Regions from separate parts of the Homo sapiens genome. Here regions 2, 3 and 4 are each linked to region 1. The links are chromatin loops, found by intact Hi-C in ENCODE. Cell type or tissue: GM12878. All regions are shown on one strand. Region 1 has its middle 70 kb from the start of QPCT. Region 2 overlaps LINC03063 (long intergenic non-protein coding RNA 3063). Region 3 has its middle 47 kb from the start of CDC42EP3. Region 4 overlaps PIRAT1 (PU.1 (SPI1) induced regulator of S100A8 and S100A9 alarmin transcription 1).

Region 1 (5,000 bases):
CCTTGGCAAGGGTCTCACTCTTTGCATCCGTAACAACCCTGGAGACTAAGAACCCACCCCAACACCCTTATCCACATTGTGTTTTTAAAGATTTGTATCATTGTCTTGCTCAAAATATCAGTTTGAAATCCCCATTTTTTCCCAAAAATAAAATATTAGAATGAATGAGACTCTCAAAACTTCCAAAAACTCTTCTTATCCAAATCTCTAATTTTTAGAAGAGGAAACTAGCATCAGCAAAGTTTATACTCACCAGTTAAGCCAGCTTTATTAGAATTCTATTAGGTTGGTACAAAATTAATTGCAGTCTTTGCCATTACTTTTAATCAACTATCAACTATCAACTCACTGTCCAATATTTTTTTAGCCTAGGTTACAATAAGAAATCAGCAAAACTGTTGACTGCCACTGAAGCACATACCTGTGTGCTCACAAGCCCGTCAGAAAACAGAAAAAGAAAAAGAAAAAAAAAAAACAAAGGAAGAAAGAAGGAAGGGAGAGAGGGAAAGACTTAAAGCCTGGTTTTCTCATTCATCATTTATAGCAGTGGTCCCCAACCTTTTCGGCCCCAGGGACTGGTTTTATAGAAGACAATTTTTCCACAAAGGGAGGGTGGGTATGGTTTTGGGATGAAACTGTTCCATCTCAGATCATCAGGCATTGGATTCTCATACAGAGCACACAATCTAGGTCCCTCGCATGCGCAGTTCACGATAAGGTTCCCCCTCCTGTGAGAATCTAATGCCGCCACTGATTTGACAGGAAGTGGAGCTCAGGTGGTAATCCTCACTCACCTGCCACTCACCTCCTGCTGTGTGGCCCAGTTCCTAACAGGCCACAGATCAGTATCAGTTCATGGTCCAAGGATTGGAGGCCCCTGATTTATAGTATGTCATTTGGATAGCAATGCTGCGAAGAGTTCCCCTCCACCTCCCAGAACCACCCTCTCCACTCTATCAAATCACATTCTATTACATTCATTCATCCATAATTTCCAAGGATTTCAACTAGCTGGTCTGGTGCCTCACTCTCTTCTGGAGAGGTAACTGTGCCATCCTTCCATGTCGTTCAGCACTGTGTATTGCACAAAGGGACTCCTGGGGACAGTGTCTTAACCCACAGCAGGAGAAGGCCTCCACTGCCATGCCAAGCTTTGAAGTCCTGGATCATTGCAAGGGTGAAGTCTCCAAGAAAAGGAAGCTGCTGATGGTCAGAAGAATAGAGTGGGGTGTGAATAAGTATAAAGGTTGCATGAGTGACAACTGTGAGCCTCTCTTGAAGACCAGTGTCTAAGCGATAGAAATCTGGACTAGAGGGGAAAAAAAAAAAAGCAAACCCATACATCCATACAAGCACAGGAAAAGATTGTAAGATCATTCAGCTTTGTGTTCCAACACTGTCATGGAGCTAAGCAAAGATGGAAGAAAGGACCTCAAAGCACCTCTCCCCTCCAGGAAGGGATGGCTGCCACCCGGTGTTGACAGAGCTGACTAGGGAGTTCCAAAGCCAGGAAGACTCAAAGAGGGTTGCAGAGTGTTTTTGTTCAAGCTGCTCCATCCACTTCAGCTTATTCTACCCAGCGTCCAGAGATAGGCCATATCCAATCAGCCCATGATCTAAGCCAGGTTTAAGGTGGCCGCAGCCCACAAGGGCCCAGTGGTAGCAGAATCCGCCACGCAGCAACCTTCCACTGTTTCCTCTGTGCTGAGATCCCCTTATCCCCTTGACTCAGCCCCACCAATGAGCCCCCACCTTTCCTCTTTCTTTCTTGTAGCCTCTAGCAGACACTGCGCCTGCAAGATAAAGAAGGGAAACGCTCTTGACCAGGAGAAGGGACACCTAGTCTAAGCTTCTTCCCTAATCAGCTGAGAACCAGAACAAATTCCTTAACTACTCTGACCTCTATCAAATGGCTCCTCATCTGTCAAGTTGGGATAAAAACCAGGAAGCAGAATACTTAACTGGTTAAGTGAGCAGCTCTGGGGCCAGAGAAACTTGAGTCTAAATGGCAGCTCAGCTGCTTCCTAGGTGGGTAAACTTGGATAAGTTTCTCGACCTCCCTATGCTTCAATTTCCTCTTCTTGCAAAATGAGGGTAACAAAACTGTTGTGTCCATGAATTGAGACAGTGTACAGGAGGGTTAAATGTGATAAGAGAACCTAAAGGCATTAGCATGGTACCTGGTGCGAAGTGAAATCACAATAAATGTTAACCATTTGCACTGCCATCATCACTGTCCTCTACCAAAGTGACAAAACAGTGTTGACATCTCCCTGAAAGGAATCAGGCGCTACGCATATTATTATCCTTAACACATGGCATCTGGTTTGTCAGTTCCTTCAGCCTGTTTCACTAGATGTGACTACGGGCAAGTGTAGATTTTTTTCACTTTGGAGAATTAATAGGATCTGAGAAACTGACATTTTCGCCCTCAATTCTCAATGAATTTAGAACAAAAGAAACCTGCAAAGCTCAGATAAACGTGAAAGAAAAATCACCAAGCACTGCTCTAACTTCTTTGAATCTTGTGCATCTCCTAGTGGTGATCTTTCAGAATAACTCTGAAAGCCCATTCAGAGTTACTGACCCAGTAAGGAAGAAACTGTGGAGAAGTTATTCAGACTTCTACGGTAGTCCGGGCCCAACGCACCAAGACATTTCACTATTAAAGGGACAGAGAGTAAGTCTCACTTCTCTCCAAAGAAGTCTCAGGGAAATTGAGGGCCAGGGAACTTTTTTTTTTTTTTTTTTTTTGGCAGAGTCACTTTATTGCCCAGGCTGGAGTGCAATGGCACGATCTCAGCTCACTGCAGCCTCCACCTCCTGGGTTAGAGCAATTCTCATGCCTCAGCTTCCCAAGTAGCTGGGACTACAGGCGTGTACCACCATGCCTGGCTATTTTTTGTATTTTTAGTAAAGATGGGGTTTTGCCATGTTGGCCAAGCTTTTCTCAAATTCCTGGCCTCAAGTGATCCACCTACCTTGGCCTCCCAAAGTGCTGGGATTATACATGTGAGCCACCACACCTGGCCAAGAGCCAGCAAACTCTTACCTCCAGCCTTCTGAGTACAAGAGCCACAAGACATGTTTTGCGTGCCCCCCCCCAAAAAAAATTGCAAGAAAACATCATTAACTAGCAAATCTCTAGTTTTGCTAGTTTTCCCTTTTGCTGTCTCCTGCCCTAATCCACCCCATCTCCAGCCCCAAGACAAAGCAGCAGCCGACAGGGCTGTATCTACCCCACACCGCCCCAAACCCGGGGACTCCTTGGCCTTTTAAGTGTGTCCCACAAGGTACCAAAGCCTGCAGAATAAAATGAGGGCCACGCGAAGGACCTGGACTGTGGAATCAGCCAGACCCTGCCACTCCCTGACTGTGACCTTGGGAAAGTCGTTTCATATTTCTAAGCCTCGGGATTCTCCTCCAAAATGGAGATGCTATCCACTTTGTAGGGCAGTTGTAAAGAATGCACAACAATAGTCACAGAAGTGCCTAACTGTGTGTCAGGCACATAACAGGCCCTCAGCCTATATGTTCCATCCCCAGACCTCTTCCCAGGCTTGCTCAGAGCCCTGTGAGACATTAACTCTGAAAGAGCTAAGAGACTAGCCTACAACATGGGGCCCCCTGCAAGTGGTATTTCCTAAGAGGGCACTGTCTCTAAACAAAGATCCATATAGTGCCTTCCGGTCTCTATCCCATCCACACTGCATAAAGATGTCCTTGGCAGTGTTAGCAATTTTGTTTGATAGCAACGATAGCTAAGTGATTATATAAATTACCATAAACTCACAAGATAGACTATTATGCAGCCATTGAAATGTTTATAAAGAACTTGCTATAACATGGAAAGTGTTTATGCTATAACAGAGTTCAAAAAGCAGAGGAAAAACCTGCACATACACTATAATGACAACTTTGTTAACTATGCGAAGACAGGATCCTGGCAAGAAATATAAGACGCTATTAACTGTAGAATTCTCTAGGTGGTAATACTTGGATAAAATTTTTTCTATGTATTTTAAATTTTCAAAAATTTCTCTAATTGCCATATATTAATTTCATAGTCAAAAATAAGAAAATAAAATGTGTTGGGGTTTTCAATTCCTTGCTGAATTACCAGGACCAATGATTTGAAGCAAGAGGGATTGGGCAGATCTAGTAAACCATAATGGCTATGTGTTTGTTTGTTTGTTTGTTTGTTTAATTTTATTTTATTTTAGATTCGGGGGTACCTGTGCCTGTTTATTACATGGGTATATTGCATCTGGTAGAGATTGGGCTTCTAATGTACCCATTACCCAAATAGCAAACATTGTACCCAATAGGTAGTTTTTCAACCCTTTTAATGGCTATTTGAGTGGAAAAAATTTATACCAACAACTTATTGGAGAATACGACGTGCCCGGAAAGCACAAGTATTCAAAAGTGATCCACTGGTAACTGTGCAAGGAATAAAACTTATGTTATTTCTCTACAATAATTTAATTTCTAATTCAAATTACTTCCTAATTATGCCAGATGGTAGAAACTAGATCTTTGTCAATTCACGGTCCCTTCACACCTTTTCTTTCAAATGTCATCTAAACTACAGGAAGCTTACGTAGTGACAAAGCAGTGTTTGAAGGTAGAGGAGGGGTGCAGAGGCAGGGACAGGGGCGGCATCTGCTCTTAGCTGGCCTCACACAGCCCAGCTGGTGTCCCTGAGATACCCCATTCACGTCCAACAGGAGTCATTGATCCACACAGACAGTGTCACAGCTGGTCCTCCAACCACAAGGTCAACTGTGCTTTGCAGCTCGCTCGCTCTCAGATGGAACCAGAAAACCACAAGCTCTGTACCCAGTGGAACACAAGCCTAAAACTCTTTTTTTTTTCTCCACTTACTGCCTTTATCCATGTTTTATCCCTTGATGACACCTTAGGCACATTCTTCAGCTTTTCCATCTCTTTGAGATATTAAAAAGTTTAATCTAGTTTAGTATAAAACGTCAACCTTT
Region 2 (5,000 bases), 160 kb before region 1:
AACACACTGCCTTCTGAGCGTTCAAGCATTTTATATCAATGGTAATAAACAAAAAATAGTTTAGTGGGAAAGGCAATTTAAGCTAAGTGCCAAATGCATTCCATAGATATATAATTTATTTTCTGAATCTATGGGGCTAAGGCACATAGTATAAATATGAGGAAACAGAAATTAGCATAAATCTTGAAATAAAGTTGCCTTTCCATTACATATGGTAACAGATGATTCTACAGGGCTAAAAGAGACTGTTTAGGGGGACTACTCATTTGAAAACCTTGTAGTATCAGTAAAAATACTTTCTGTGCTCAATATTTTCTTACTGATTTCATCACAAACATAAAATCATGAATCATAAAGCTGGAAGGAATTTCAGTTAGATCATCTGATTCACTTCTCCACCTTCAAACAGAAAGGGGTATCCTTATCCCCATTTCCAGAGGAATTAGGTAGTTGCCAGAAGTACTAGTATTGGCTTAAGGGCAACTTAGAGTCCTGTTTCTCTACTGCTTCATTTTCCAGAAGCCACATCTAACGTGGTCTTTTGCAAATTGCAAACCGCTTTTCACACATTTTACTTGTGATAATCCTCATAGCAACCTTATATGACAGGTCAATTATTACCTCATTTTTACAGGTGGGGAAATTAAAGCTTGGAGAGATTAAGTCACTTGCCTAAAAGCACCCCACTAGTATATGACGGTTAAGACTGAAATCCAAATCTTCCATCTCCAAATCCCATGCTCTCTCTTTACAATTCTATTCAGACTGTACTAGAGGAGGTGGTTTGTGTTGGCACACTGGTTTGGACGTTATAGACAATGAGAAAACATGGCTGAACTGTCAGTCACTGCAAGAGGGATCTTATTTTTATCTAATAGGAGGTCTTGGCTGGACAGGAACTGAGTCTCAAATACTTCCAGTGACTGGGTGGTAACTCCATGTCAGACGCTGTTCCAGGTGTCCAGGATAGATCAGTGACCAACACAGAAAGGTCTCTGGCCCCTGGAATTTACATTCTAGTGGATGAGACGGACGTGAAACAAATAATGAAATATAAAATATGTCAAGTGATGTTAAGTGCTATGGAAAAACTAAAACAGAATAGACGTGTGTGTGTGTGTGTGTGTGTGTGTGTGTGACAGAGTGTGTAAGGAGAATAGGAATTACATTTTATATATATGTAAGGTGTTTAGGAAATTTCATCAGATAAGGTCACATTTGAGAAGATCCCTAAAATAGGTGAAGGAGAAAATTTCATGGAGATCTGGGAAAACATATTCTGGATAGAGAAAAATCACAAATGCAAAGACACTAGAGTATGAGTTTAGTGAATCTGAGGAACAGGAAGAAGGCCAGTGTGTCTGGGAAGGTTTAGCCACCATGTACTTGCCTTCATTGAGCAAAAACATCCATAAGAGAAAAAACAAGTGCACGTCTTTGAAACATAAAAAATAACACAGGGTAAAAATGAGTGTTATAAAGAGGCATAAATCAAGTACTATGGGATTTCAGAGGAAGTAAAGGAGGCTTGGAATCCCAGAGAACCAGCACTTAATTCTCTATTCCAAGGTTTTCCTTTTTGTCTGAACTGTAAAATATACCATTTTCAAACTTATCTTATGTGGATTGCCAATATGAAAACAAATGAAATCAGACTACTCTAGTGAAGTGAAGGGGTGGAGGAGGTTTAGCCTTCCCAAGTTGGCCTTACTCTTTCTCATCACCAGCCACAGAAGAACCTTCATGGAACCCTGGGGCCTAGGAAACAAAGTTTGCCAGCAACAGATCTAGTCAAACTAGCTCATTTTACAAAAGAGGAATCTGAAGCCGATAGTGGGAATCTTCTTCTGGCCTCTACTGGAGTGAAGTCTCCCTGGTCTTCTGGGCTGGCCTCTGCCGCTAATGACCATAGAAACTGCTTCAGCTTCCAGTCTGAAGTTCCCACCTCCTTGTGTTGAACCTTGGCCTGACTGACTTGGAACTCCATTCTCTCTGCCTGTGGACCAATGCATTCACCTATGGGACCCATGCATTCATCATTTCTAGGGGCAGTCTGAGACCGTTGAAACAAGGAAGTCACTGCTCAGATTTGCATTGCAAATTAGATTTTGAGTCCAAAGGAAGACAATAGTCCTGAAAATTAGATTTATTGGGAGAATGTACCTCTTGAACACACAGAGATAATGACAATGAAACTGCTCTACGCTTACACCCTGAAAATGACAAGCACATCCTTGACATCATCCTTCGCATATGATGCACTTCTTTGCTTAAAATAACCTCCTTTTTAATAAATTCTACTCATCTTTCGAAGAAGCTAAATTCTCTTTCCCTGTGATGCGTTCTCAGACTTTCCCAAGCAGAATCAATCAACCCTCCATCTGTGTTCCTGTAGCACTTTTTTTCATACATTTATTATAGCCCTCATCTTATTGCATTAGAAAAATGTGTTTACATATTTTTCTTCCACTGACTCTGAGTTTCTGTTGTGAATAAGAAATATGTCTCACTCATACTGATGCCTCAGCTGCTGCTAACAGTGTTCTGGCGTTTGATACATTTGCTGATTGGCATTGTAATTCAGTACTGGCTGAGGTTATGAGAAATGAGTGTCCTTCTCAGCCATAGACTTTTTTAGAAGTTGCCAACCAGTGACAAACCATTATTAATTATTTGCTTGTCAACTTGATAAGTTATTGAAAAGTAAAATGACTGTGTGAATATCCTGTTACTGATCATTGAAAGTTTCTGATGGACAGTCCCGGCACTCACCCTTGGTCTGTTTCAGTCACAAGCCTTCTTACACATTTTTCTGTTTGCTCATCCATGCTGGATCTGTTCTGAGGCAGACACGTTGCTATGACCAACGCAGCCAGCAATGACACATTCTCCCTCATGCCTGGCCACAGCCCCTGGTAACTGTCAGCCTTGCAGATATGACTGACAAGAGTAGAAAGTAAAATCTGTGGGAAAAAATATGAAATCAGGTTCCAGTTCTCACTCCCTCATTACGTAAAAATGATACCATGTTTAGTGAGTGTTGTGTGGTGAATCTCACATGATCCTGAGACAGAAGGGGCTTTACCAGGAGAGAAGTGATTTTTCTGACAGATACATGAGCCTCGGTAATGGTGCCATTCAGCACTGAAAGGCAAACTTAAGTTCCCTTTGCCAAATTCACACTGCACATCAAAGCTACAGGGAAGGGTCAGTCCTTTTCAACAACTGCAACGTAACTAAAGCCGCTTCGTTTGCAGGAGTTCATAAAAACTAGATTATCCCAGATCCATTTTCTTAAACCAAGAACAAAACAACCTCAGTAGTAGAAAATGTCAGCTCTCACATGTCCACTGATCTTTGCCTCATCATCTAAGACTTTTTAGATTTTGTGTTGAAATACAGCTTCCCCTACCAACAGGTCTGCCCAATCATTTTTAGCCCAACTTTATAGTTAAGAGTTCAAAGTACAATATTCTTGCTTTCATGTATAAGCATTTATTTGATCACATGGGATTTACCACGTTTATTGTCAAACAATTGATCTTTTCTTCTTAAATTCCTCTAGGATTTCCATCTAGTTGATGTGGTTTTCATGTTTCTAACAGAAACAGCAAATAAGAACACAAGAGAGAAATGTTTGTATCTTGTTGAAATGTGGAGTATTCAGGGTTATCACTAAAAGGCATTTGAGACATGACCACACAGAAAAGAGAATCCAGGGAACTGTTTGGGAAGACAAATCACATTAAGGGTGTTTATTTGGATTTCTAAAATTTCCCTTTCTCTGGTTTTATTTACATTTCATTAATATGAAGTGATTCAACCTGAGTAACATTTTGTCCTACATAGCTTACTGATTTGACTTTTGCAAGCAGCCGGACACCAAGAGTGGCCCTAAACAAGTTCTTGGTTGATGCAAAGCTCCACACGTATTGAATCAGATAACTGTAAATGAAAATTGCCCTTTAAATGTAATCTCTCAAAATCACTAGAGTTCATTTCCCCTAGAGAAGCAGATAGCTTACGCACATTCCCTTAGGAAGGGGATCAAGTTTGTTACCTATAAAACTAAGAAGGCAGAACTGCTGTCAAGGGCAGGAGTTGAACTGTACAGTTTTAATTCCTAAACTGGACCCAATTCAATGGGCTTTGGTCTTGATCTTTTCCAATTTATGTTAACTAAGTCCTAATTAAGCAGAGTTCATTTTAAAGAAGTCAGATGCCAAGTCTTGTCTTTTCTACCTAGACTTTCAATATTGCAGAGCTTTTTCTTAATTAAGGTGAAGAATTCCTTTTGGCTTTCACAGGCAGAATTTTCCACTTGTTCCATTTAGAGTGCCAGTTGGCTTTCACGCTCTGCAACCATGTGCCTCTGGCACAGCTGGAAAATTTATGAACTTCTGTGGGATTAAAAAGGTGCTATATCCTTGGGAAACGTTCCTAATAACCTGAATTCCTATTTCTTCTCACCAGTGATCAATCTTTTCCAAGTAATAACTAGCAAGTGAGCAGTAAAGGCAGGGAACAATGAGATGTCAGCAGCAATGTTCCCAGAGAGATGTCCTCTCTCCCTAACCCCAGAGCTTGAATCCAACAAAGACTGATATGGGCAGTCTTTAGCCAGAGCTCTGGCTCCTATTTTGGTACCCAGGGGCAACTTGCAGATAAAGGAGAGATGGATCCTAGGCTGCCCTTATGGCTGCCTAGAATGTGATGGCTCAGTAGGAATGGCATCCCTTAAAGATTGCTAGGCACCAGAGCTAGAAGCAGAAGACCCAGTTCTAGATCCTCTTCTCCCACTGTATAATTATGAGACCTTGAAACAGCTCTCAGAATACTTCTCCAAGCCTTGGTTGTCTCACCTGTAAATAGAATATGACTAGACCACTGCTTCTCAAACTAAATGTGTAATGAAGGAACACATTTTTCCTTTCTTCCCCCCACCCCAATCTATTGTAGACTGTGTTTTTGTGAAATACAATAAAAAAATGAATTACCAG
Region 3 (5,000 bases), 210 kb before region 1:
ACCCAAAGGCAGGCAAGAATTCCTGTCATACCCTCCAATCATCAGTGTATCTATGGCAGGAGAAAGAAAACAGAGATTAGAGGGTCTTACCTGGCTGAGATCCATCTCACCACAGCCACACCTGACCCAGAGAATTAGTAGGCCATGCTCAGGGCCAGCTGCGGTCTGCCAAGCTGCAGAACAGATGCTGTGGGCACAGGGTTTCCTGCAAAGCACCATTGTACCTCTCTGCCAGGAAGTGCCTTTGAAAGGCAAAGAAACAGACCAGACACCTAAGTTCATAACTAACAAGCGTCTAATCCTCGCAGTGGCTTGCTTGTACAGCTGGAGCGGGTGCGTGTGACATCTCCCCCACCCACATGCTTGCCAACCGTAATACTCAAGGAGAACTGTTTCATGAAGGACGCAGAAGGGAGCCAAACACCGCCAGAGACTTTTTACAGAAACAATTTGAGCATGCCCTTCCTCTCGGGAGTGCTTGGTCCAAATACATTTATCTTGCTAATATTCCTCTGTCAGACTAAATTTCAGACAACAGAACTCTACTTTCCAGAATCTTCCACATTGTAACTGCCTATTAATTACCTCTGCTTTGTCAGCTGGCCTCACACACAGGGCCTAAATGTTTAGTCTGCAGTTTGTATAATCATTCTTCTGCTTCATAATTACTCTCCAGAATTACTTAGCTCTGAGGGCACCACCACAAAGTCTGTGCTTTTCATTTTCTCATAATGGCTCATTATCAGGTCTGCATCCGTAACGCCTTGCTCAGGGTTTGAAATGAATCTTTATATAGTACTGGTCCTTTGGGCAAGCTCCCAATTTTACAATTGCTTCTCAGGCCCTTCGGCCAGGAGCCAGGAGAGTGGGTTCTGGGGGTAATAAAGGATCAGAGATGCTCTGTTTCTACTGTATACATGGAAGGAGCTTCCACACATCCTGAGGCAAGAGGATGTCACCACTCCATTTTCCAAACAGACCCTGACCAAGCTGGAGTAATGATGAGCTTGGAGGAGTCTGCACCATGGCCCTGCACACTCACCTACCAGGCCTCATCTTGTGCTGGATTTCAGGAAGGATGGGCCTGCCCACTGGGAATGGACTCCTGGCTTCAAGGGAAAAGCAGAGAGGGAAGCCTAAGATGACTCAGTGGGAAAGGGAGATGCAGAGATTTTCACTGTGTCAGAGCAGGTCTTTCATGGTGCATGCAGAAGCTCCTGTCCCACCAATTAAGACCCTCTGGAGTCCAATGCACTAGCTATTTCCAGCACAGTCTCCAATTATTCACCATCCCAAAACCTCACATCAGCCAGCCTGGCTTACTCATCTCACTCTCATGGATCTTTCACCACCTCTGTGATTCCACTCATGCCTTCTGCCTGCCTAGAATGCTCCTTTCAATACTCAAATCTACCTCCTCCAGGGAGACTGTTTCCAGGAAGACTCAGAGAGGCAAATAATTTCTTGCCTCTCTGAAACAACTTCATACATTCCATGTATAAATTAACCACGCTCAGCTTTCTCCCTCCCTTCTACTGTTAAAGAGCCGTTCATATTTTTATGATTACTTGACTTTGCTTTGTTGATGTATTTTCCTCACAAATATAAGTTCCTTGAAGGCAAGGTTTGTCTTATTTTTCTCATCTCTCCCGGCATCAACAATACTCAAATAAAGTCTCTAATTTAGTTCATTTGCTGCATTGTACCCTCAATTTACATGTTCATTGCCCCTCTAGCAAAAACCAGAGTAAGAAACAGTGGATCTGTGATTCAGTCACTTTAGCAACATTTAGATGTTTAGTTCGTTTATTAATGTGTACTATAATTTTAAGAGTCACATTTGTTTTCTTACTCCTGTATTCTAACCACATGCCTACTACCAGAAGTATAAGAAAACCTTTTTTTTTTTTTCTGGCTAGATCAAGAGCCAACTTGCTCTTCACCCTGTGAAAAGGGGAATTAGTCATGGGTGCTGAAAAAAGGAGAACATATTCAAAGTAAATATCAGTGCATGAGATTGCTTTTCACTCAGAATCTGAACACCCACAGTAGCCTGAATTTGTAAATATTTGCTGTCACTTATGTTAAAAAATATTGACTTCCTAAGCTATATTGCTACCAAAATATTTCTTTCTCGCATGCCTACCCAGACTTTTGGCCTATAGCTGGCAACATACCCTCTGCCTTAGGTTAACCTCATAGCAAGGGTAAAGCTTTAAGTGTACTTATGTGGTGAGAGAGAGAGCGAGAAACTTGAAAAAATAAAAATGGCAACATACCTAATGATAAAAGCACTATTTCCAAGTGTCTGAAGCCTATTATATGAGTTAAAAGTGAAACATCAGCCTAACTAATGCAAAAGCTTTATAGGGTCTGAGCAAGGATGACTAATCTCCAAAGCTGACAGTTTCACAGCTTACACAGGCTTCGTTCTGCTCAAGTGTGGGGAACACCCACCATCCCCACCATAGTCCAGGACATTATGGCATTGTACACTCATTCTCAGAACTTCACAGGGAAGATTATGGCAAAACTGGAATTCTCACTGAGGACACATCACTCTGAGCCCAATTGCCCACTGTCCCGCCTTCCATCCCCCGACCCCTGTCTTCTGGCTCCTTGAGCCTGCACGATCAATGTTTATTTTCACGTTGAATCAACCTGGGTTCAGAACTTTGAGCTCCACAAAGAAATCCACTAACAAAACCATAAGAAACAGTATCTTCACAGCAGATGCTACGGAAGAGTGGGGAAGAGTGAGGTAGTTTACACTGCCTATCTTATGACCACTATTTATCCCATCAAGTGCTTCTGGTCTCCCTGAAGGCACCTCCTAGGCCACTTGACCACTGTGAGTTATTCTCAGAGCCTAGCCTCTATGTATTACCCACTTCCAAAGCTGCTTCCACATTTTCAGGTATTTCTTACTAGCAATAGCCCATCTCCTCAGTATCAATTATCTGTCTTAGTTCATGTTCTGTTGCTATAACAAAATACCACAGACTGAGTAATTTATAAAGAAAAGACATTGATTTCTCACCATTACATGGTGAGAGGGCAAGAGCATGCCAGCTCAGATCTCTCTTCCTCTTCCTATTAAGCTACCAGTCCCATCATGGGGACTCCAACCCTGATGACCTTATCTAATCCTAATTACTTCCAAAAGGCCCCATCTCCAATCAACATACAAATTTGGAGATTAAGTTTCCAACACATGAAATCTGGGGACATATCAAAACCATAGCATCTCCCCAGCTCCCCCTTACTGTGACCTAACCAAAACTTTTTATTTTCTGAAAAGCTAATTCTTCTTCCTTGTTCCAGTTGAATAAAAGAGCCAAGACTTTCTAAGTAACAGGAGAAGCCCTTCTTGTTGGATTGGAGGCAGAGGCTCCTGAGATGACTAAAAGGATTCAGTCTTGCTCCCTGCCTCTCTACCTGGTCCTTCTATTTCTACCTCCCAGCCCAGCTTGAATCTTTGCAATAGCAGTTGGATATGGCCATGTAATTTGGAGGGCTCAGTGTAAAGGGGAAATGTGGGGTGGGTCCCCTTGTCAAAAATTATGAACAATTTCAAGACAGCAGCCACAGCACATTAAACCAAACATGGGGCCCTCTTGAGCAAGGGGACCCTGTGGGACTAGATAGGTCACACGCTCATGAAGCTAGCCCCAATAGGAAGAGTCACAGGAATTGCAGCCATTTACATGAAATGTGTGCCATTTGTGACTAATTACTGTGCAGCAGTCACACTTGTACATTTCATAATTATGTAAGTGAAAATATGTAATCATTACACAAACACTGCTTTGTAATAATACAATGCAAGCTATTGTTTTTACTAACTGTGGGGTTCATCTTGTTGAATGGCATATTGACTACAAAACCAAACCCTGTTCATATGCAGACAGCCTTCAGGGTACCTGTGGCAGTATACCTGTTCACAAATTTTAATTTGAAGAGGCTACGAATGATGTGACTCGAAAAGGAATTGCCTTAATAAACCACACCAACCATGACCACCAGTAATGAATTCAGGAACTGAAAATAAATCTGCCATTTAATTCAGAGCAAATTAGCTAACTGAAATGATACTATGGGTCATATTAAAAGAGGTGGTTCTTCAAATTTTGGATTTTATAGACCAATAAAATCTCTAAGAAATTTAGAAAATGAACACGAAGTTGACACATTTTAATTTTGCCACGTAAAGACATCAAAAGCCATCAATTCATTTAAAAACGAACAATTATGTCAGAAAAATAACATTTTGAAATATAGTTCTGTAAGTTAAATGAATTTAGTATTATGAACAACTCACACGGTCGGTGTTTAGGTGAAAGCTTTTCCTCCATCAGCATACTGGGTAGACTGAGATTTATAAACTATAGGTCTAGGGGGCAGTGGCTACAGGAATGTTTATATAGAGGGCTGAAGTATTATTTTGCTTTAACTTGGATGATTCCTTAAGACCCATGGCCAATTCTCTGCTTTGGAGATGCAACTCATTTGGATATTGTCATCCAGATATCAGCTTCCCCTTTTCTTTGCTCCTCAGCTGCAATCCTGAGAGATTTGGTTAAACCTGGCCCAAACCCCAAATCTATCTCTTTGAACCCTGAGAAGGCCATCTCGTATTCTCTGAATAGCTGTGCCTTGGTTCCCTCTTTGTTTCCACGTTCCTATATTCACAAGGAATGGATAATTTGAGTCCATTCATTGTTTCCTTTTTTAAAAAAATCCATTCAGTTCAAGCACTTCAGGATTTAGTCAATGTCATTGAGATTTGCTGGGTGTGTGGTCTTCAGCCATCATCTTCAATCCACCTCCACTCTCCCTTTCCTCATCCTTATCTCTTAGAACAATAGCTAAATGCTCTTCCTCTTATGGTACAGCTTTGCCCCGAAGCAGATCCCTTGAGTATTTAGCATCTACGTACCTTCCAAATTAACAGGATTTTCTCCCTGAAGGAATTCTGGTGGGTTTAATGATTTCCCCAT
Region 4 (5,000 bases), 420 kb before region 1:
GGTGACAGACCCCATCTCAAAAAAAGGGCATGGCGGTGTGCGCCTGTAGTCCTGGTTACTAGGGAGGCTGAGTCAGGAGAATTGCTTGAACCTGGGAAGCGGAGGTTGCAGTGAGCCGAGATCGTGGTGACAGAGCGAGACTCTGTCTCTTAAAAAAAAAAAAAGATGAGAAGTTTGGTTTTAGCAATAATCCTTATGAAAAGTGTTATTCTTAAAGGAGGTCTGTCCAGCACAGCTACAATGTACTGGTCAAGGTGGATGTCAGAGTGCCCCCCACCCTGGCCTCTCCAATCACATGGAACTCTGAGAATCAAGCTGAGAGGTGGAGAAAGGAAACAGTCAACATAATCTCCAAATTATGTTGCTAGTACTTGGTGGTGGGGCCTTTGGGGGAGGTGATTAGGGTTAGATGAGGTCACGTGAGTGGGGGCCCATGATGGGATTAGTGGCTTTATAAGACGAGGAAGACAGACTTGGGCTGGCACGCTCCCTCTCTCTCGCCATAAGATGCCTTCTCTCAGATTATGACACCACAAGAAGGCCTTTGCCAGGTGCTGGCACCTTGATATTGGACTTCCCAGCCTCTGAAACTGTGAGAAATAAATTTTCTTTATAAATTACCCAGACTGTGGTATTCTGTTATAGCAACACAAAACAAAGACAGATAGTGCCCTTTTTTCTGCCATCAAAACAGAAGATGAGGGTAGGAGTTATCAAGAGACTCTCTCCAAATCTGAAGGAAATCACAAACCTGCAGTGCTGTTTCGAAAGTGTCCGTCAAGACCCTGGGTTTACTCTAGCTCTGAATTCCATTTCCACTGTGTGTGTCTGGGGCTTCACAGGGATAGAGAGGGTGATGGTGATGATGGTGTGGTCGCTTTCTCTTTAATCCACAGCTGTTGAAGTTTTGACCACATTAGGGCCAAATGTGGAAATTAACCTAATTTTTTTTTTTTTTTTTGAGACAGAGTCTTGCTTTGTCACCCAGGCTGGAGTGCACTGGCACGATCTTGGCTCACTGCAATCTCCGCCTCCCGGGTTCAAGCAATTCTGGTGCCTCAGCCTCCCGAGTAGCTGGGATTACAGGCACGCGCCACCATGCCCAGCTAATTTTCGTATTTTTAGTAGAGATGGGGTTTCGCCATGTTGACCAGGCTGGTCTCAAACTCCTGACCTCAGATGATCCGCCTGCCTCGGCCTCCCAAAGTGCTGGGATTACAGGCGTGAGCCACTGTGCCTGGTGACCTTCTTTTTAAATATACTTCACCTAGAAATCCATTTTGTGAGACGAAACATGAAAGTGATCATACTCCCTGCCAGTCTGAGGTGACCAGGGTGTGACTTGACTTATGGTTTCTAAACTTTTTATTCCCAAAGGAAATATTACAGGGAGGGCCAATACATACAACAGGGAAAGGCTGACGGCTCTAGGGGAAACTGAAAGCTGACAGGAGCCCCGCCCTCCACTCTTGCTCTTCCTGCCCCTCCCACACATCCTGGGAGCATCCGTTCAGAACCCCACGGGCTCCACAGAGTGTAGTTGGAAATCACCGCATACATAGAAAATATGAGCAAGAAAACCACACATGAAGAATTATTACTAAGGGCTGCCATAAGCATCATGCTTGTCTTTTGGGGAATTATGATTCATTGACCAAATAAGAACTTACCGCCATTTCTTCTAGCGTGTTTTATCCCAGCAACACTGTGTGCACAGAATAGCTTGACTCCATTTCCACAGTGGCCATTTTAAATTTTAATAAATGCTGTCCCTTTGCTTTGGTTCTCCCTAAATATTCGAATTAGATTCATTTTTATGGTCCCAGAAACGTGCTAGATTTAACAGGAGTCATTAAAATGTCTAAAAACATATATTTCAGGGAACTCCCAACATAGACAGTATGAAGAAACACACACACACACACACACACATATATAGTTCACTTATATAAAGTGAAATGGGTAACAATTCATGACAAGTGAAGTGATATTATAGGACAATGTATGATTAAAAACCAAGCCTGTTGCTCAGAAAATAATTGCTCTAGGAATTCAGTACTAAGATTGTCTTGTATCACAGTGGCATCCTAATTATGGTATACAGAAAAATGAAGGAGGTTGAATTCTGCTCTCCTGGGCCCTGGTCATGTCTCACCTGGAATGTTGACTTAGCTCTGAGCACCTCACTTTAAGAAAAACGTGGTCAAAGCACAATGGGCTCTGATGTGAGATCATGTCCTATGAAGAAGTGTTGGTAGAGTTGTAGCTGCTTTGTTTGGGGAAGGTAGTACACTGGTGCGATCCTTACTTCACCAGGGATTTTCATGGAAAAGAGTATGTCCAGCCTCTCTACAACCCTTCCCTTCTTCCCTTCTATCCTCCCTATTTACCTCTCCAGTGGGGTGGACACCAGGGGGTGCCATTGACACAGATTACAGTGTGAACTGTGTCCCTTTGAGCTGTGCAAAACAGTGGCCCAGTCAATGCCTTTACAAAAAGGGATTTGAGTTTTTCCATGCGGTTTCAAAAAGTAGGTACAAATTAAAAGGCCAGAAAACAAGGGTAGTGAGATTTTGGCTTAAGATAAGGACATTCTAACAGTGGGAGAAGATAGAATGAATGGCTCTAGATGTACGTGTTTGGAAAGGAGTCTTATTTAGAAGGAAGTCTGTGCCTCTAAAATTGATAGTAATGATAGTAACCAGTGAATTGCATCTTTGTGACACGAGTGGCCTTGTAGTATTTTATGTTTTTCACAAGTGGTCTCCTTCTTCATAACTACACCAATACTTCTAGGTAGGAATTATAATTATCTTTATTTTATAGATGAAGAAACTGAAGTTTGGACAAATTGCATTACTTTCCTAAGGTCACAAAGAGAACAAATTTGTAATTTCAGAATTAGTTTCTCTAATTTCAGAATGCAAACTCTTAACCATTATGCCACATTGCCTTTCAACAATGAGTTACAAAATCCCATCTTTCTTAGCATGTTCAAATGCTCAATTATTGTGAAACTTGATCTACAAATAAAATTAGAGCTTGACCTTGTACCTCAAGGGGTAAAATCATTTCTGTGGAACAAGGGTAGGTGAGATGGATTTGTCTTGCTCTCACTACTCACTGATACCGATGTCTGGGACTCAGGGGTGAACCTGCACACCTGGGCTCCAGATGGGGAAAGCTGTTCTACACATAGCATATGCCTCCAGATCCAATTCTATCATCTCATGCACCCAATGCATGAACGATGTGCAAAGGCTCATGCTGGATATTTTGATTTTGTCATTTCCCAAATTCCCTCTCCAAAAATCACCTTAAGGAGGCAACATGTGGTCTTACATGATACTTCAGAGCTGCTGGTGGGAGCAGAAAGGAGCAGAGCCCATTGGAGAACACGCGGTGCTCACTGTCATGTTGGAAACACTGAGATAAAAAGGAGAGGCAAAGCCTTTAACTGTGTGTGCATCCGACAGCTGCAGCTTTCTTATTGCTTGTGCTATGTCTGTGAAGTGAAGACCATGGTGAGACCCTCACTGAGGCTCTGTTAGTGTTAAAACAGATGTTCCTTCAACACTCACATCTTAGGTGGCCACTTTCACGGGGTGGAAAAGGATAATCTAAACCTTCCTGTTCTTGCCAAAATAACCATGTGTAGGTCTTTGTTCTGCACATCTCTGGAACACACAAATAGATTTCCAAGCAGTAGGAACCTCCTGTCCTGTTCAGTTGTTGGACAAACTCTTGTTCTGCCCATTCCACCCTAGTTTCCTGAAATCCTGGCTGTAGGGCTCCCATGACTGGAGCCTGTGAGAGCCTCCTTTGTCAGGAGAGTTTTCACAGCTAAAGCCATCAAGGCTGGCAGTGAAGGACACTGGGCTTCAAGCCCACTACAGTGATGACAGGTATTGCCTTGGCTGCCCAAGCTGAGTGGTCGCCCCTCTGCAGGTCTGTCTGACTCCATCCCAGGGAAGAAGGCGGTGGAAGGTACCCATGGGCTGCAGTTGGCTCTGCCTGGCCGTGGGGGAGGATGGCAGAGGACTGACCTCTTGCTGCCTCAAAAGGGTGGAAGTTGTTTTGCCCTTTAAACTGATAAAGAAACAAGCTGGAACAGTAAAACTAATCCTCCGAAGCAATCCAAGCATGGAAACCAGAAATGTCTACTCAAATCTTTTCTCCATTTTCTTTCTTCATAAATTCGGAACATTTGTGGCAGAAAGAGAAATCAGAAAAAAAATGGATTTAGAAAAGAGAGAGAAGTAGTTTAGAGGGTTGTATAGGGAGGCAACATGATAAAGTTGGAAGAAAAATGGACTTGGAGAGAGAACAGTCAAATCTGGGCCTGCCTCTGAGTGCCTGTGTGGCCCTCGGCAAGTTTCCCTTCAACTTGAAGACCTGGGTCTCTATGATCCCTTTCAGTTGCAAGATTAAGACCTAAGAGTTCTTGCTTATATAAACAGAATTCTTCCAAGGCCATAATTATTTCCATAATCAAGAACTATTTATTAACTAAGCACCAGTGTGTGATTTTCTCAAGATAAGAGCAAGAAGAAATGGTCCTTACAGGCTAGATAGCTGTGACATGGACCAACAACTAAGCATATCTAAAAATTCGACTAATTCATAATATGAATTCAAAATATGAATTGAATAAGCAAAAATATATATACCATGGGAGTTGAATGTTTTGACGGGGAAAATCCAGACGCTGACTTTAGGATGGTACTTTCTGTTTTGATTGATCCTGAGCCACACTGGACTCTCTGGCATGGGCATAACCCGAGCATCTGCATGGCAGAGTTCTGGCTCATTGCCATTTGCAACAGACACGAAGGGTGGCATCAAACAAAAGGAAACTTCTCCGTTGACCATCATAAATGATGAAGACCAAGGCTTCAACTCACTTACTGGAGTGGATTTCCTTTTACGGATGGCCTTGGTCACCCTGGGGAGACTAAGAATGTTTAAGTAACTTAACAAACACTCAGTAAGGAATGGGA

What was found. Peaks named below come from ENCODE experiments on the same cell type or tissue, not always from the same donor. Only the 100,000 strongest peaks of a DNase experiment are listed, where the experiment ranks them.
Region 2: it touches region 1 in a loop (5-fold over the local background); 12 of 110 quality-filtered maps call a loop at or near these places.
Region 3: it touches region 1 in a loop (4-fold over the local background); 10 of 110 quality-filtered maps call a loop at or near these places.
Region 4: a loop joins it to region 1, with 9 times the contacts of the local background. A loop is called at or near these places in 105 of 110 quality-filtered maps.

Annotation. Positions count from the first base shown.
Region 1 is chr2:37,412,142-37,417,141 of GRCh38, reverse strand. No RefSeq gene overlaps it. Among named protein-coding and RNA genes, the nearest start is that of QPCT, 70 kb to the right of the region's middle. RefSeq lists an enhancer at 1-415. In GM12878, CTCF peaks have their summits at 1,467 (motif pointing left) and 2,535; a DNase peak (open chromatin) is centred at 2,501.
Region 2 is chr2:37,568,965-37,573,964 of GRCh38, reverse strand. All of the region lies in intron 1 of LINC03063 (long intergenic non-protein coding RNA 3063), which reads right to left. Among named protein-coding and RNA genes, the nearest start is that of LINC03063, 9.0 kb to the right of the region's middle. RefSeq lists enhancers at 2,718-2,777, 2,878-3,187. In GM12878, no CTCF peak of the experiment used is centred here; a DNase peak (open chromatin) is centred at 2,934; H3K4me3 peaks cover 885 bases; H3K27ac peaks cover 4,707 bases.
Region 3 is chr2:37,621,644-37,626,643 of GRCh38, reverse strand. No RefSeq gene overlaps it. Among named protein-coding and RNA genes, the nearest start is that of CDC42EP3, 47 kb to the left of the region's middle. RefSeq lists an enhancer at 1,189-1,458. In GM12878, no CTCF peak of the experiment used is centred here; DNase peaks (open chromatin) are centred at 273 and 2,373; H3K4me3 peaks cover 1,568 bases; H3K27ac peaks cover 4,878 bases.
Region 4 is chr2:37,830,193-37,835,192 of GRCh38, reverse strand. The region is part of intron 2 of PIRAT1 (PU.1 (SPI1) induced regulator of S100A8 and S100A9 alarmin transcription 1); the gene reads left to right. Among named protein-coding and RNA genes, the nearest start is that of PIRAT1, 43 kb to the left of the region's middle. RefSeq lists an enhancer at 1,647-1,706. In GM12878, a CTCF peak has its summit at 2,422 (motif pointing right); DNase peaks (open chromatin) are centred at 1,501 and 2,422; H3K27ac peaks cover 1,220 bases.